3 separate regions of the Homo sapiens genome follow, and regions 1 and 2 are each linked to region 3. The links are chromatin contacts, found by Hi-C in ENCODE. All regions are on one chromosome and are shown on one strand. Each heading gives the region's core, a stretch centred on a gene start or an enhancer-like site at or near the end of the contact. The rest is flanking DNA. Distances are from core to core; before and after follow the strand shown.

What was found. A loop is a pair of places that touch in the nucleus more often than their neighbours do. Pooled maps may share reads with other maps.
Region 1: a map of CD8-positive, alpha-beta T cell shows a loop between it and region 3 (20-fold over the local background). The contact joins the promoter of CDKL5 here to the promoter of TXLNG in region 3. A Hi-C loop is called at or near these places in 2 of 168 maps with a recorded cell type or tissue (CD8-positive, alpha-beta T cell and naive thymus-derived CD4-positive, alpha-beta T cell) and 8 of 50 pooled maps.
Region 2: a pooled map shows a loop between it and region 3 (7-fold over the local background). The contact joins the promoter of PIR here to the promoter of TXLNG in region 3. A Hi-C loop is called at or near these places in 5 of 50 pooled maps.

The regions. Positions count from the first base shown.
Region 1 is chrX:18,422,695-18,427,470 of GRCh38, reverse strand. It overlaps CDKL5 (cyclin dependent kinase like 5), which reads right to left and starts at 1,863. Exons shown (of 18, transcript NM_001323289.2): 1 at 1,776-1,863. RefSeq lists a silencer at 1,543-1,612 and an enhancer at 1,948-2,242.
Region 2 is chrX:15,491,829-15,496,478 of GRCh38, reverse strand. PIR (pirin) reads left to right here and starts at 3,146. Exons shown (of 10, transcript NM_001018109.3): 1 at 3,146-3,289. RefSeq lists enhancers at 2,730-3,233, 3,234-3,736.
Region 3 is chrX:16,784,851-16,789,704 of GRCh38, reverse strand. It overlaps TXLNG (taxilin gamma), which reads right to left and starts at 3,239. Exons shown (of 10, transcript NM_018360.3): 1 at 3,116-3,239. The coding sequence starts at 3,217. It overlaps LOC124905250 (a long non-coding RNA gene), which reads left to right and starts at 3,439. Exons shown (of 2, transcript XR_007068398.1): 1 at 3,439-3,635; 2 at 3,742-4,045. RefSeq lists enhancers at 397-897, 2,940-3,672, 3,644-3,843 and a silencer at 2,454-2,893.

The DNA.
Region 1 (4,776 bases), core at 614-3,113, 1.6 Mb before region 3:
AGTTCTATTATTTAATAGAGCCAAACGGAATTTTTCCCTAATTAGGTTTCCTTGTACTTGTGAAATGCTCAGCATACAGTGCTGGCAGCATTAGCTTCTCTCTTCTGGCTCCTTCCCCCCTCAACCACCCTCACCTCCCCCCCAACCCCCGCCCCGAAAAAAAGATTTCCTTCCCAAATGTTCTCTTCTCTGCATTTGTCAACAGAAACACCTACTGGTGGTGTCAAACTGCTAAGACTGCTGCAGGCTTCCTTATTCCTGGTTTCAGTGTCAACGCCAAAAATTCTCAATCCTAAAATAGTACTTTTAATAAAAAGAAATTAGAAGTCTTGCTAGGTACTCAACCTATCATATTCTCGAAAAGCAGCACGCCTTTTTTAAAAATCTATTATTAATGGACCCTAATTGGATTGTTAATCATAAGATCATACTATCACCTTCAACACTAACATACAGGAACAAGTAAATATAGCCTCTTCACATTTTGTGAACAAAACATTTTAAAACACTTGAAGGAAATAAAAACAAATTTACATCTAAGTGTCACTCACATGTAATTCCGAATAGCCTCGGTGAAGATGTCTTTTTTGTAACCCTACAGCAAGAAAGAAACAAGCTGGAAATGTTCCAGCAGATGTTACCTAAAACGATAATCCTGTTCTATACACATCTCTGTCTCCTGTTTCTGACAAACGCTCTCAGACAAATTAATTTGTGTAATCTTTTACATTAACTATATAACCATTACGTTCAAACAAACCTAATTCAGATGCACAGAAAGAAATCATTCGGTGTCAACAATACTTTCTAAAATCAGCTTAAATTCCAGCCAATTAAAATAGATTGTGCTAACAGAATACTGATCTGCAACTACTTAAATATCACAGCACCCGTCTAATCTCACTGTAGAGATACTAAGGTCAGGCTTTTCTTATTCAGGCATCTGTTCTTTAACACTCAAATGAAGCGAAAAACAAAACCCTCAAGGAAGATCTGCCTTTACACTGAAATATGTTCAGGTTATTTTTTTCCCCAACGTGGGCACAAAACGTGTCAATGCAAGGAGGACCTGTTCGTTCTGGGAGACGGTTCCAAATCCCAGAATCCGATTTCTATGAGGGTCCAAAAGGTATGAAGGTCTGAGAAGGGGCCATTCTTCTTCCCCGCACTATGCCAGTCGTGAACTTCACAGCATCGCCTGAAACTTGTCCGGGGGAGGTTGCGGAGCCGCGGGGCCGGCGCCCGGTCGCTAGCCCACCCTCGCGGGCAGCCAAGGTCAGAAGGGCCCGGGCCGCGACTGACGGCCCCTGGCGAGTCTCGGGCTCCCTCCGAACTCGGGCAGGGGGCTGGGGCGCGCAGGCCCCTCCTCGGCGCCGGCGGGAAGGGGCTTACCTCGCCGCAAGCCCCGGGGAGCTCGTGCCGCGGGAGCGGCGGGGCGGGGACGCCGCAGACCCGCCGCTGAGGGGAACCCCGCGGGGCGGGCTCGACCCGCCGCCCCTCTTTCACACCCTTTCGCCTCCCCACACCCCAAAAGACAGCCCCAGCCCCTCGGGGGAAGCCCTTCCAGAGGCGCAGGGGAGCGCTGAGGAGGGGCTACTCCGGGCTGGGACGTCCTCACCGCGTCGCCCCGTTCCGGGGGAACCGGCGCCCCCGCCCCTTCTCTTGTCCGCCCGGGGGGACTGGGTGGGTCTCCACTCTCAGGAGAAGCTGGGTGGACGCGGGGCCGATGTAAGGGTAAGAAGGCTTGGCGGGCGGGTGGCGGCGCGACTACTCACCCCGCCGAGTCCCCCACTTCTAGCAGGGGACCCCACAGCTCCTGAGGACGCCGTCGCCGCTTTACCTTCCCCAGCGGCAGAGACAACTAATCGAAACCTCCGGCCCCGCCCTCTAGCAGAAGCGAACGCGCAGCCTATTTTGCTAACTGCCCCGCCCCAGCCGGCCCGTTCGGACCAATGGGAAAGCACCTCAGGTTTTGCCCGATCCCGCCTTTACCCCGCCCCCTTCTGGTAGGAGCCAATGAGGAGGAAGCGCTTGTCCTGGGGTTCGGGCTCGCGCCGCTCGTGCTCGAGTCTCCGAAGCCGAAGAACGCTGGTTCCTTATACAAGCTCGCCTGCGCGCTCACGCGCGCGCCGCGCCTCCTGGCACGCCAGGTTTGGTTGCCCCGCCAAGCCCTAGCAACCTGGGCTGGAGAGGCTGAGAGGGGCGGGGCCCGAGCCTGGAGTCGACGCCGGGGGGTAGAGCGGGGAAGCAGGGAGAGGGTCGACGGTGGTGGGGTGGGGAGATCGTGACTGAGAAAGGGGTGGCTGCGGGGGTAGGAGGTGGCGAGGAGGCCCCGGAATCCGCCTGTCACTGCGGAAAAAAGAGGGAATCCTGCCTGCAGCGCAGCTACCCTGCCCTCCCTCCGGAGGGACCCGTGCCGGGGGCTGGGGTGGGGGAAGTCGGAGAAGAGGGGGAGAACATACTCGGGGCGGGAGCTGAGAAATACAGGATGGAGGATGGTTTATCTCTGTTGTTGGTAAAAATGATATCGAAGTCCATTGCTGCTGCTGCCCAACTGTTGCCGCTGCGTGTGCACACACACACGCACATATGCACACACACAACACACACTCACACGTACACTCATCCAGCAGCTTGCGGTCCCTTGGGTGAGTTAGGCGCAAAGACCTAGCAGCCTGAGGATTCCTTACACAGCAGCTGGGCGCGTGCAAAGAGCTGTTGCAGCAGTAGCAGCAGCAGCAGCAGCAACGACCCACACCTCCGCTTCGGTCCGATGCTCTGCCACACAAGATCCCCCAGCTGGCTTGAAAGCAATGAAGTCATCGCCCAACCAGTACAAATGTAAAGATCTTAATACCCACCATGGATCGGGTTTCCAAGGAGGATGAAGAGGTGATGAAATTGAAGGAGATAACATTTCCAATGCTACTTTTAGAAAATAAAGAAAAAAAATTTTTTTAAAAAGACATTGGGGACAAATCTATGGAAAGCTGCATAATTATTTTCGCTTTAACAAGCAAAGGAGAAAAATAGGGTCTCTTCTGGTTAGGAAAAGCACGGAAAATAGGCAGTGTATGAGGTCATAGCTGCCACCAAATTAGAAAGATGCAGTACTGTAATAGGAAATAGATATTTGGGATAAAATCCACTTAATCTATTCCTGTAGTGAATCTGGTAACAATATGTAGCAGCATGCTCAGTTTGGCCACTTGATACCAAGCCAATAGGATTTTCTTTTTCATAACGGTGAATATTTGATGAGGAAATGAAAGTGGAAGCATATTAGAAAATTTTACAGGTAGGAGCAATGAATTAGCAAAGAGGGAAAATGGAGTCAGAGGCAACAACAGAGGGCTTCGCAGAGTCTCCTGCCTCCTCCAGATGCAAAGTAACAGTGCTGTGACCTCTAGCTTCACCCACGTGGATCCAGAACTCCTGGGGCAATCACTCCATTTTCATCCCTGTATATCAGAGCCTTTGTACTAGGAATTTCAGCAGCATTACCTTTGACTCAAATGAATAATTTTTTAAAATTTTATTTAGACCTGGTGAACCGGAAGTAACAAATTAATTATCCGTATAGATTGAGAAGATGGAGAAAAAACAATAACTGAACATCTGTTAATATAGGTCCAATTTAGTATTAAGTAGTAATATTAGATGCCTTATAATGTGCCATCCCATATACACAAATATGACCTTCTGCTTAGGGACATTTGCTTTGATCTGGTTTTAAGTAGTGGTAAAGGATTTCTTGCAGTCACTTGCAGTTTAGTTAATTCGTCTTTTGGTCAAAAACTAACCTTTCTAGAAAGTTAGTAAAAGTTTAAAAAGTACCATGCGCCGGGAGCAGTGGCTCACGCCTGTAATCCCAGCACTTTGGGAGGCCAAGGCAGGTGGATCACCTGAGGTCAGAAGTTCGAGACCAGCCTGGCCAACATGGTGAAACCCCATCTCTACTAAAAATAGAAAAAAATTAGCCGGGAGTGGTGGCGTGCACCTGTAATCCCACCTACTCAGGAGGCTGAGGCAGGAGAATTGCTTGAACCCAGGAGGTCAAGGTTGCAGTGAACCGAGATGGTACCACTGCACTCCAGCCTGGGCTAGAGTAAGACTCTGTCTCCAAAAAAAAAAGTACCATGCTGCCATTTAACTGAGCACTTATGTAGAAAGAACACTAATACTAGCCAGTGAATGGATACCTGCTCTGTGCCAAGAACTTCACATAGATTTAGGGTTGCCAGATAAAATACAAGATGCCCCGTTAAATTTGAATTTCAGATAAACAACGAATAATTTTTAGTATAAATGTGTATTTTTATCCTGGATACATGTGGAACAAGGCTAGAAAACTAAATAAGGTTCTAACCATTGCCAAAAAAATTACGAAATGCCCTTCTAGGTCTAGACCTTGTAATGCAATCAGGATCTGGGAGAAAAGCTTAAGAACCAAATTAATGTATAAATTTGTAGTGTTTGTAGAAAGAGGTGAGCATACTTAGACTAAAATATTATTTGCTGTTTATCTCAAATTCAATTTTAACTGAGCATCTTCGATTTTTATTTGCTAAATCTGACACATTATCTCTAATCCTCTCAATTCTCTGCGAAATTCTCACCATTTTCCAGATGAAGAAACAGCTTGAGAACCTCCCCAGCATCGATTTGCTTTTTTGCCCTTCTAATAGAACCCCAACTCTGTTCAGGCATCCACCCGCTCCACACTACCCAGAGTCTCAGTCAATCAATGTGTGGCCTAATTACACTGAAGGAAAG
Region 2 (4,650 bases), core at 1,897-4,396, 1.3 Mb after region 3:
TATTATTGCTGCTATTGTTATTTTTTGGTGCATTCAAAGTAAGTTGCGGACATCAGTACACTTAATCCATAAACACTAGTTAATGTACATAACATTAACTAGAGGTTGTTAGTTATTCAAATTATTTTTTAATTTTTACTCCAATACTGTGATCTAGAAAGCGGCCTCCATTCAGCCAGAAGACAAAACTTTACAAAAGCTGAAAACTGAGAAAGGTTATCAGGGTAATTGAGGTAAGTATCAGGGGAATCATTCATCTAAATTTCTCCAGTTTCCTGGTTCAGAGATGAATTGGCCTTTCAGGCCTGAGAGTATTTTGCTTGTGATGGATTCTAGAAAGTTCTGTGGCTCAAAGGAAAGGGTCATAAGCTATTTTTTTTTCGGAGAACTGCCAAAAACCCAAGGGAAAGATAGAGAAAAACACAATTATGAGTTTCATGCAACAGCTGATCACATGTAGCTTCTTGGTCAGAGCACTGGTCGATGGAACAGACCGTGTCTGTGCAGAATGCTCTCATGAGGGTGGATATGGGAGTCACATGTGCTCATCTTTTCTGGATATCTTTGGATGTCTTTAACCACCCAGTGTATTTATGGCCTTCGTAAACTAGCATTTATAAAATAATCAGTCCTTGACTTGGAGCCAATTGATTTCCTGGGTTCAGTGAGTCTGAGTCTTTATAATATGGAATATTTCAGAGACATTTGTCATCTAATGAATAGCAGCTACACTGCCCTGAAGGGCAAATTAACAAAATCTACAAGAAAGAATTTTTGAGTTGATGGCTTGAAGAAGAAAGAAACAAAAATAAGGAAGTGTTTCAGATGTCCATGTACTTTTTTTTTTTTTTTTTTAATTTTTGAGACTGAGTTTCACTCTTGTTGCCCAGGCTGGAGTGCAATGGCACGACCTCGGCTCACGGCAACCTCCGTCTCCTGGGTTCAAGCAATTCTCCTGCCTCAGTCTCCCGAGTAGCTGGGATTAGAGGCATGCGCCCCCACGCCTGGCTAATTTTGTACTTTTAGTAGAGACAGGGTTTCTCCATTTTGGTCAGGCTGGTCTCGAACTCCCGACCTCAGGTGATCTGCCTGCCTCGGCCTCCCAAAGTGCTGGGATTACAGGCGTGAGCCACCGCGCCTGGCCCCATGTACTTCTATAATATGTATCTTTGAAAAGAAATTCAATAAGTTTTACAGAGGAGGAAAATGGAATTCGTGAATAAAAAAGAAAAGAGTCAAGGTACCTAAATAATGTGGTTGTCTTTAAAGATTATAATGGTGTTATTTGGAATCATTTAGGGAAGGCTTTGTTCATTGTCATATCAGCATGAGTTTTCTTTATGCTTCCCAAGATTCCAAAGGTGATCAACAGTCCATCTACACACTCATATATTTAGCCACCTACTCCACATCTTGATCTGGATGTCAATGACAGTGTGAAAAGTGCTCAAAGCTTAATATACAGGGTCACATTTCTCATCTCAAAACAGGACCCTGTTACAGTGAAACATTATACGCCCTTTGTTCATTTGTAAGAATTCTTCCCTCTCTCACCTTTGTTTCTCCTCATTTTAAGTCTTCTACCTTTTCAGACTTGTTCTTTTTTCTTTTCTTTTCTTTTTTCTGCAGGGGCCTGTAAATGGAATTCCTGCATTGCTCTAACCATGTACAACCTTGGACTTAGCTTTTACCTGTAACTGGCTTCTGAGAGACAAAGAGGAGAAACGTTCACTCCTAGTACACCTATTACAGCTGCAGAGGTAGAGGAGACAGTTGCAGAACTAGTTACAATGACGATAAGAAACAATACTTTGTTATTCCATAGCACCTTTAATGTTCATGTGTATTATCTCAGCTAGCCTTGAACTGCCTAAGTAAGGTGATGAGGACGGGTTTAAGCCCCACTGATATTTTAAAAGCCCAGAGAAAAGTGTTCGTTCCTCTACTAACCTGTTCTTTTAGAGCAGGGATCTGCATACTAGGCCTGCAGCCAAAATGAGTAGGTAGCCCACTACCTATTTTTGTATAGCCAGAGGGCTAAGAATGGTTTTTACATTTTAAGTGGTTTTACATTTAAGATCAAAAGAAGGATAATATTTCATGACAAGTAAAAATTATATGAACTCAAAATTGTATGAATTTTATGAATTTATATTTCAGTATTCATAATTAAAGTTTTATTGAACTACAGCCACATTCATTTATTTACATGTTATCTATGGCTGCTTTCTTGCTACAAAGGCAAACTGGAGAATGTACATGGCCTGCAAAGTCAAAGTATTTACTATCTGGTCCTTCACAGACAAAGTTTTCCAACCTTATTTTAGAGACACCACTGTCTTTCCTTTCTCAAAACCAGGCAATGAGCCTTCTGGTGTTTAGAGAATAGAAACTGCAGCTATGCCTGTACCACTAGTTAATAATCCTAGTAATCAACTAGATCCCCTCACTGGCTTGTGCCAGCTCCTCATTCTTCTGGAAAAACTCTCCAACGCCTGCCCACTGTGTTCCAACACCATACAAACTCTTAACCAATTATCTCCCCACTAGAGTGTGCCTTCTCTTCAGGCAGGAATAAAGACGTATGGCTGCCCGTCCCCACTCCCGCACTCCTTTTCTCGCAATTCTAACTGACAAACAGCAGGCAACTTATCTATGGAACAAACGATTCTGTAGTGCTTAGAATGTGACAGGCTCATTTAATTCTCATTTCAGCCCGATAAGGCTGGCACTATTATCATCACCATCCTCATTTTATAGAGGAGGAACCAGAGGCACAGAGAGACTGAGCCACCTGTCCCAGGTCATGTCAAGTGGTGCCTCCCAGCGGTGGAGGCAGCACTGGAATCCGTGCCGCCAAGCTCCGCCGGCTGGGTGACAGGGAGACTACAGTTAAAAACAGATTTCCCACAAGACCGACCGGAGCGCCGATCAGAGCACCTGCCCGGGCCACACATTTCCTCCTGGAGCACAGCAAGTGCCGCCTAAATTACCCGAGTGAGCATCTCTTCCCGGCACGAGAGGCAGGGAGGCCAAAGGGCCGCCAAGCTGGCCTGGGAGAGGCGTAGGGCGGAGCGAGAGTGGAGTGACATTCCCGAGGGCGGAGCCCCAGGGCCTCCGAGACCCGTAGACTCCCGCCTCCCGCCTCCTCTAGGCCGCCGGCCGCGAAGCGCTGAGTCACGGTGAGGCTACTGGACCCACACTCTCTTAACCTGCCCTCCCTGCACTCGCTCCCGGCGGCTCTTCGCGTCACCCCCGCCGCTAAGGCTCCAGGTGCCGCTACCGCAGCGTGAGTACCTGGGGCTCCTGCAGGGGTCCACTAGGTGAGGGAATGCTGGCGGTCAGTTTGCAAAATCCTGCCTTCCCCAGCTCACTTTAGACTCCTAGGGGAGATAACAAGAGATACTTAAATTGTACTACGAAATTTGGTGAAAATGGTAGACGGCTTTTCTTTCTGCAAAGCACTGAGATCTAAGTACCTCATCAGTTGTTCACATGCATACAATTTAATCGTAGGAGTCTGGAAGGACCCAGACATAATCTAGATGGGGATAAAGATACTTTCTGGTTGCTTCGATGTAGGTGATGACCGGCCTGTACTGCTTTGAGTATTAAGCTCGTTTCTGCGCCTTGCAACCTATCACCCAATAAATATTTATCGATTACTATTCAGGGAGGATACATTTTAGGGTAGGCCTTGACTAAGTGGAGGGTATTGTGGAGTAGAGCCCTTCTGAATAACAGCAGCTAACATTCTCATAGCACTAACTGCACCCCTTTGAGGTAGGCGGTCTTATCATTCCATTTTACAGATAAAACTGAGCCACAGAAAACCTCAGGTCACACAGCTGATATGTGGTGAAGCTGAGATGCAAACCTAGGCTGTCTGGTTCCAGAGTCTGCTTTTTGCCAAAGCACCTCTCTTCGTTTCAGTAGGAATCTTTGAAGGAATTGGGTATATTTCACTTGAAGAAAAGATTTAAGGGATTGGGGGTACTGTCTGCAAACACTTGAAGTGGAATAGGGATAGATTATATTCCTTCTGGGATAGTCCATTAGAACCTAGACCTCCCAAAGAGGAAAAGACTTTCGAATAACAAACTCTGGCTATAGGTAAGTCCTGAAATATGAGATACATTGCCAAGAACAGCTGGTCCATGACTTGCCTATGCTCTAGGAGACTTCATGAGTAAGCTGAAAGATTTCTTGCCCAAAATGTTGGCCCTGAACTTCAGGAATAGATGGGTCTTTGAATTCAATGACCCTCGAAGATCTCTTTTAATGCCAAGATCTTCAGCATGTTCTGGTAAGAGTTAGGGACCTCTTTGTTTTTCTCCATTTTCTCTAAGGCGCCACACAAACCTGCCCCCATCTGTCAGCCTCATTGGTAGCAACTACCTCATGGGTGCTACCAGTGAGGCTGACAGATGAGTGGCACTGGGGAAGGGGTGGGAGATCGAGAGAATTCAGTGAAGTAAGAAAGACAAAGTGTTCATTGGAGATTTTTAGTAAGGGGCCAACAGAGCTGCTAAAGTCATGCTTCACTTAACGATGGGGATATGTTCGGAGAAATGCATTGTTAGGTGATTTTGTCGTTGTGCAAGCATCTTAGAGTACACTTAGACAAACCTAGCTGGTATAACCTAGGTG
Region 3 (4,854 bases), core at 1,990-4,489:
TCTATTAATTTTTTTTTAAATCAACCTTATAAAGCAAATTCTACATAGGGATTTAGGAAGTAAAACGAATGAGCCTGATGTTCTAAAAAATGCCTGACATACTAGATATTGTGTACTCATCTTTTTAGACCAATGCTGATAAAATTTTTATGCAATGATGAAAATATTCTAGATCTGCTCTAATACAGTAGCCACTAGCCACACTGGCTACTGAATACCTGAAACTTGGTTAGTATAACTGAAGAAAAAAATTTTTAATTTTAATTTTAGTTAACAAATTTAGCTACATGTCACTAGTGGCTACTATCAGCACAGTTTTAGAAAATTCCTGAAGAGACCCCTAGTAATGTACTGTAACATTACCTTTAGAAGCAAAAGGTTACCTCAAGAGACCATTCAAATGGTTGTAGTTATGAAACAATGCCACAATTAACTGAGCAGGTCGCGAGTGACTAGGCAGATGGTTAAAGCAACCAGGAACCAAAAAAGCCCATCTCCAATTGTTCCTCACTTCAGGTCCCATAATGTAACTAGATAATGACAAAACACTCACTTTTCTTTTAATTCTTTCAATATTTTCAAAAAACTCAATTCATTAAACATTTCTGCTTCCTGAAAAAAAGGATAGAAGTTAAGCTGGAATTAAGAAATATTTTTTCAAGTCAGTGACCCAAAAGAAATTTTAAAATTAAGGGACACAATGAAGTAATGTAAAAATGATTTTTAAAAAAATTTTTGGCCAGTTGCAGTGGCTCATGCCTGTAATCCCGCCACTTTGGAAGGCCAAGGTGGGTGGCTTACCTGAGGCCAGGAGTTCAAGACCAGCCTGGCCAACATGGTGAAACCCTGTTTCTACTAAAAATATAAAAATTAGCTGGGCGTGGTAGCACACATCTGTAATCCCAGCTACTCAGGAGGCTGAGGCACGAGAATCGCTGGAACCCACGAGGTGGAAGATGCAGTGAGCCAAGATTGCATCACTGCACTGCAGCCTGGGTAACAGAGCAAGACTCTGACTCAAAAAAAAAAAAAAAAAACACAACAAGTTTGTTTGTTTTTTTAAGAGACAGGGTCTCACTCTGCGGCCCAGGCTAGCCTCCTGCTTCAGTCTCCTGACTAGGTGGTACTACAGGTGCATGCCACCATAGCTGGCTTAAAAATGATTCTTGCAAACACAAGATAATTCACCCAATTTGTTAAATGAAAATTCAAAGATTAATATTTTACCATGTATTTGAATGCCGTCACTGTCAGTTAGAAATCAAAAAGAAAAAGATGCTCAGAAGAGCATAAGCAAAGAAGAATGGAGTATGAGGTACATAAACAAAAATGAGTAGACACACACATGACTATTCCTATCCAGCTGTTAACCAGAGCTCTGCACCTCAAAGGGTCATTACCTCCTATCTTGGTTATTTTAAATGCTAGTTGATTAAACCTCAGTTCCTAATTCAACGACTTTTTGTCCTTATCCCAGTGTCATAAAAGGGAACTTATATCCTCAATTGCAGTGGCTTTTTATCAGAGTCCTCCTCCCCTGGGGAACCTACGAAATCAAACACTGAGATTGGCACTCCACCCTTAGGGAATAAGTGAAGTGTCCAAAGTGATGGTGTTGAATCCCTTACAGGACATTGGTCCACAGCTTCTTTTTCAGTCCTGCAAGCACTGGATCTTTCTTTTAGAATACAAAGAGAGGGAGAGAAAGAAAGAGAGGTAATTGAGAAGTAGTAACACTGTCATGCAGAAACATGAAAATACCTGACCTTAGAAACAGGCCCCAAAAAGCTAATTCTTAACACTCTGCTCAGACGTAAACTGGACCTTTGTTCTCCCATTTGAAGTTTATGAATTGCATTAGAAAAATATTATTTCGTAATTTCATACAGGAGTTAAGAGTGTTCAAATACATAATTAAGTAATATTAAATAGCCCTCGGTGATCAAGCAAGATATCCAACAAGTCGAACGTTTCAGTATGTTCACCTGCAAGGAAAAAAAGAGATGGGGTTCCCACCTTCCCAGTCTCAGTCCCCGCAATTATCCATTCCAGGGCCCCGAAAACCCTGTACCCCGTTCGTTGTGCAATCTTTTTCAAACTCCACCCACTGAGCTCCAGAACAAGTGGAATTGTCCCGTTCTGAAAGAGGTCTCAATTTTCCTGTATCTAGGGAGGGACTGAAAACTCCTTGACGTGAGTCAAGTAAGGCAAGGGGAACAGTCCGGCCTGTTTCCCAGATTAAGAAAGACCCAAGGCCAGGGTCGGGAAGGCATTCAAGTTTCCACTCATCAAATTAAAAAAATAATAAATGAAAGAAAAAAAAGAGGGGAAAAAAGAGGAGGGTGGTAAATAGGACTGGGAGGACCAGCTATCATGCGATATCCCAACTCTGCAGGACCGAGGTCCTCCAGCATCGCCTCCCCATCCATCCCCGGCCCCACGTGCAGCCAAGCCCTCGGAGCCCCGGGGTCTAGGTCCCGGGGGCCGAGCGTCCCGCTCGCACCGGCCCTGCGACACTCACCCGCTCGCCTGCCCGCCCGCGCAGTGGCGGGGAGCGCAGGGGGGCGGGGGAAGGGGGGCCAAGCACACCCCGGCTCCCGCGCGGTTATCTTACTGCGCAACAGCCTAGCCTGAGCAGCCCGGGGGCACCCCGCAGCGCGCCCTGCGCACCTGCCCGACGCCAGGAGGGCGAGCCCACGACCCCAGCGAGCCCCCGGACGGCGGCGCTCAGCGCCGGGAGCACGGTGACGGCGGTGACTGGGAGAAGGAACGCCTGGCGCCCGGATCCCCGCGGTGCTGGCCGCACGTGGCTGTCACACCTGGCGCACCCCCGCCTCGCACCCCTTCTCCCTTAGAACCGCGTGCGCCCCCTGCCCTCCCTCCCGGCTTCCCCGCCGCGCGCCGCCAAACCCCAACCGTCGTCCCTTCCCACCCCATCCATCGCGGTCCCACCCCCCCCCACCTGCTCCCACTGTCGTCACCCCCGGGAGGGAAGAAGACCGGATGTTCGTCCCGTGGCTATAGGTAACCAGGGAGAGAGAAGAGGTGGACCCTGAAAAAGGGAGCCCAAACATCCCCCGGGCCCGACAACAACGAGGGCGTCCCCCTGACTGACCTTCTGCCGCGGGCTGCGTCGCCGTCCGCCCCGTCCGGCCTCAGTCGCCTCTTCGGCGCCGCCGCCTCTTCCCCGCGCTGCCTCCTCTACCCGCGTCGCCATGAGGTGACGGCAGCAGCCAAACAAGCGGCCCGACAAGGGGCACAGAATCTCGCAGGGCCTTTCGCCCCGCCCCCGAGCCCCCACGACCAATCGCCGCATGTGAGACTTCCCACGTGACCGGAGGAGGTTGGCCCCCGAGGGGACGGAGCGAGATGGGGATGGGGAGCATTGAATACTGGGCTGGGCTTCAGCAAGACCGAAGGGCAGATAGAGGCCGTGTGAGTCTGCGCGGATCGGGAATGGGACTCGGGAGTGGACTACAAGTCCCAGCAGGGCGTGCGGCCACAGCTCGCAGGCTCGGATCGGGATTGGGACATAAGGCGGCGTTCTGAAAAGGGGAGAGTGCTGCACCCAGTGTGCTTCGTGTGCATCCTAGTGGGACTTGCGGTTTCTGGGGGCGATGTCTGGCTATAGGAAGGTACTCGTTATGATCTTTCGCGGAAAGTTTAGAAATATCCCCGTGTTTGAGAAGGAGCACGATCGGCGACACATTCTTGTGTTTTTGTTTTTGTTGCCGTTCTTAGGAATTGGGCGCGAATGATTTGGGGATAAGGGAAAATACTTCACGACTTTCAAGACGGAAGGTGTATTGGCTCTTAGAATTTGAAGTTTCGTGCTCGGGCACCTGCCCCGAGCCCTGCCCCTCCACCAGAGTTGTTACCACGGTTTACTTGTCCCGAGCTCCCGCGGGATAGGTGCCGCATTCTATTCACCTTGGTTGAACCGCCCCGGCTTCTGCACACTTACTTGGCACTTCATTCATGTTGAATGTATCCTGCTTTCTCCCACCCCATTTACTCGTTTCATTACCTAAATTTTTTCAACAAACTCGGTTTGCTGAACCGAATTTTTTTTTTTATTGATATGATGTTGGGGGGGAGAGGGGAGATTTCCTCAGGAATATTCCCTATTTCCATCTGATGGAACCAGATCTCCAATGGCCGAGCTTCTGAAAGGCACAGACCATCATGAAATCCTGATATATTGTCTTAAATAATTCATTATGAGGCCGGGCGCGGTGGCTCACGCCTGTAATGCCAACACCTTGGGGGACCGAGGCGGGTGGATCACAAGGTCAGGAGTTCCAGACCAGCCTGGCCAACACAGTGAAACTCCGTCTCTACTAAAAATACAAAAATTAGCCGGGCATGGTGGTGGTGGTGGGCTTTTCTTTTTTCTTTGTTTTTGTTTTCCCAAGACGGAGTCTTGCTGTCACCCAAAGCTGGAGTGCAGTGGCACGATCTCAGCTCACTGCAACCTCCGCCTCCCAGGTTCAAGCAATTCTCCTGCCTCAGCCTCCCGAGTAGCTGGGATTGCAGGCACGTGCCACCACGCTGGGCTAATTTTTGTATTTTTAGTAGAGAGAGGGGTTTCACCATGTTGGCCAGGCTGGTCTTGAACTTCTGACCCCCTGATCTGCCCTCCTCGGCCTCCCAAAGTGCTGGGATTACAGGTGTGAGCAACCGCCCCCAGCCGGTGGTGGGCTTCTGTAATTCCAGCTATTTGGGATCTGAGACAGGAGAATCGCTTGAACCCGGGCAGCAGAGGTTGCAGTGAGCCAAGATCGTGCCATTGAACACTCCAGCCTGGGTGAGGAGAAACTCCATCACACACACACACACAAAAGTAAGTTATTC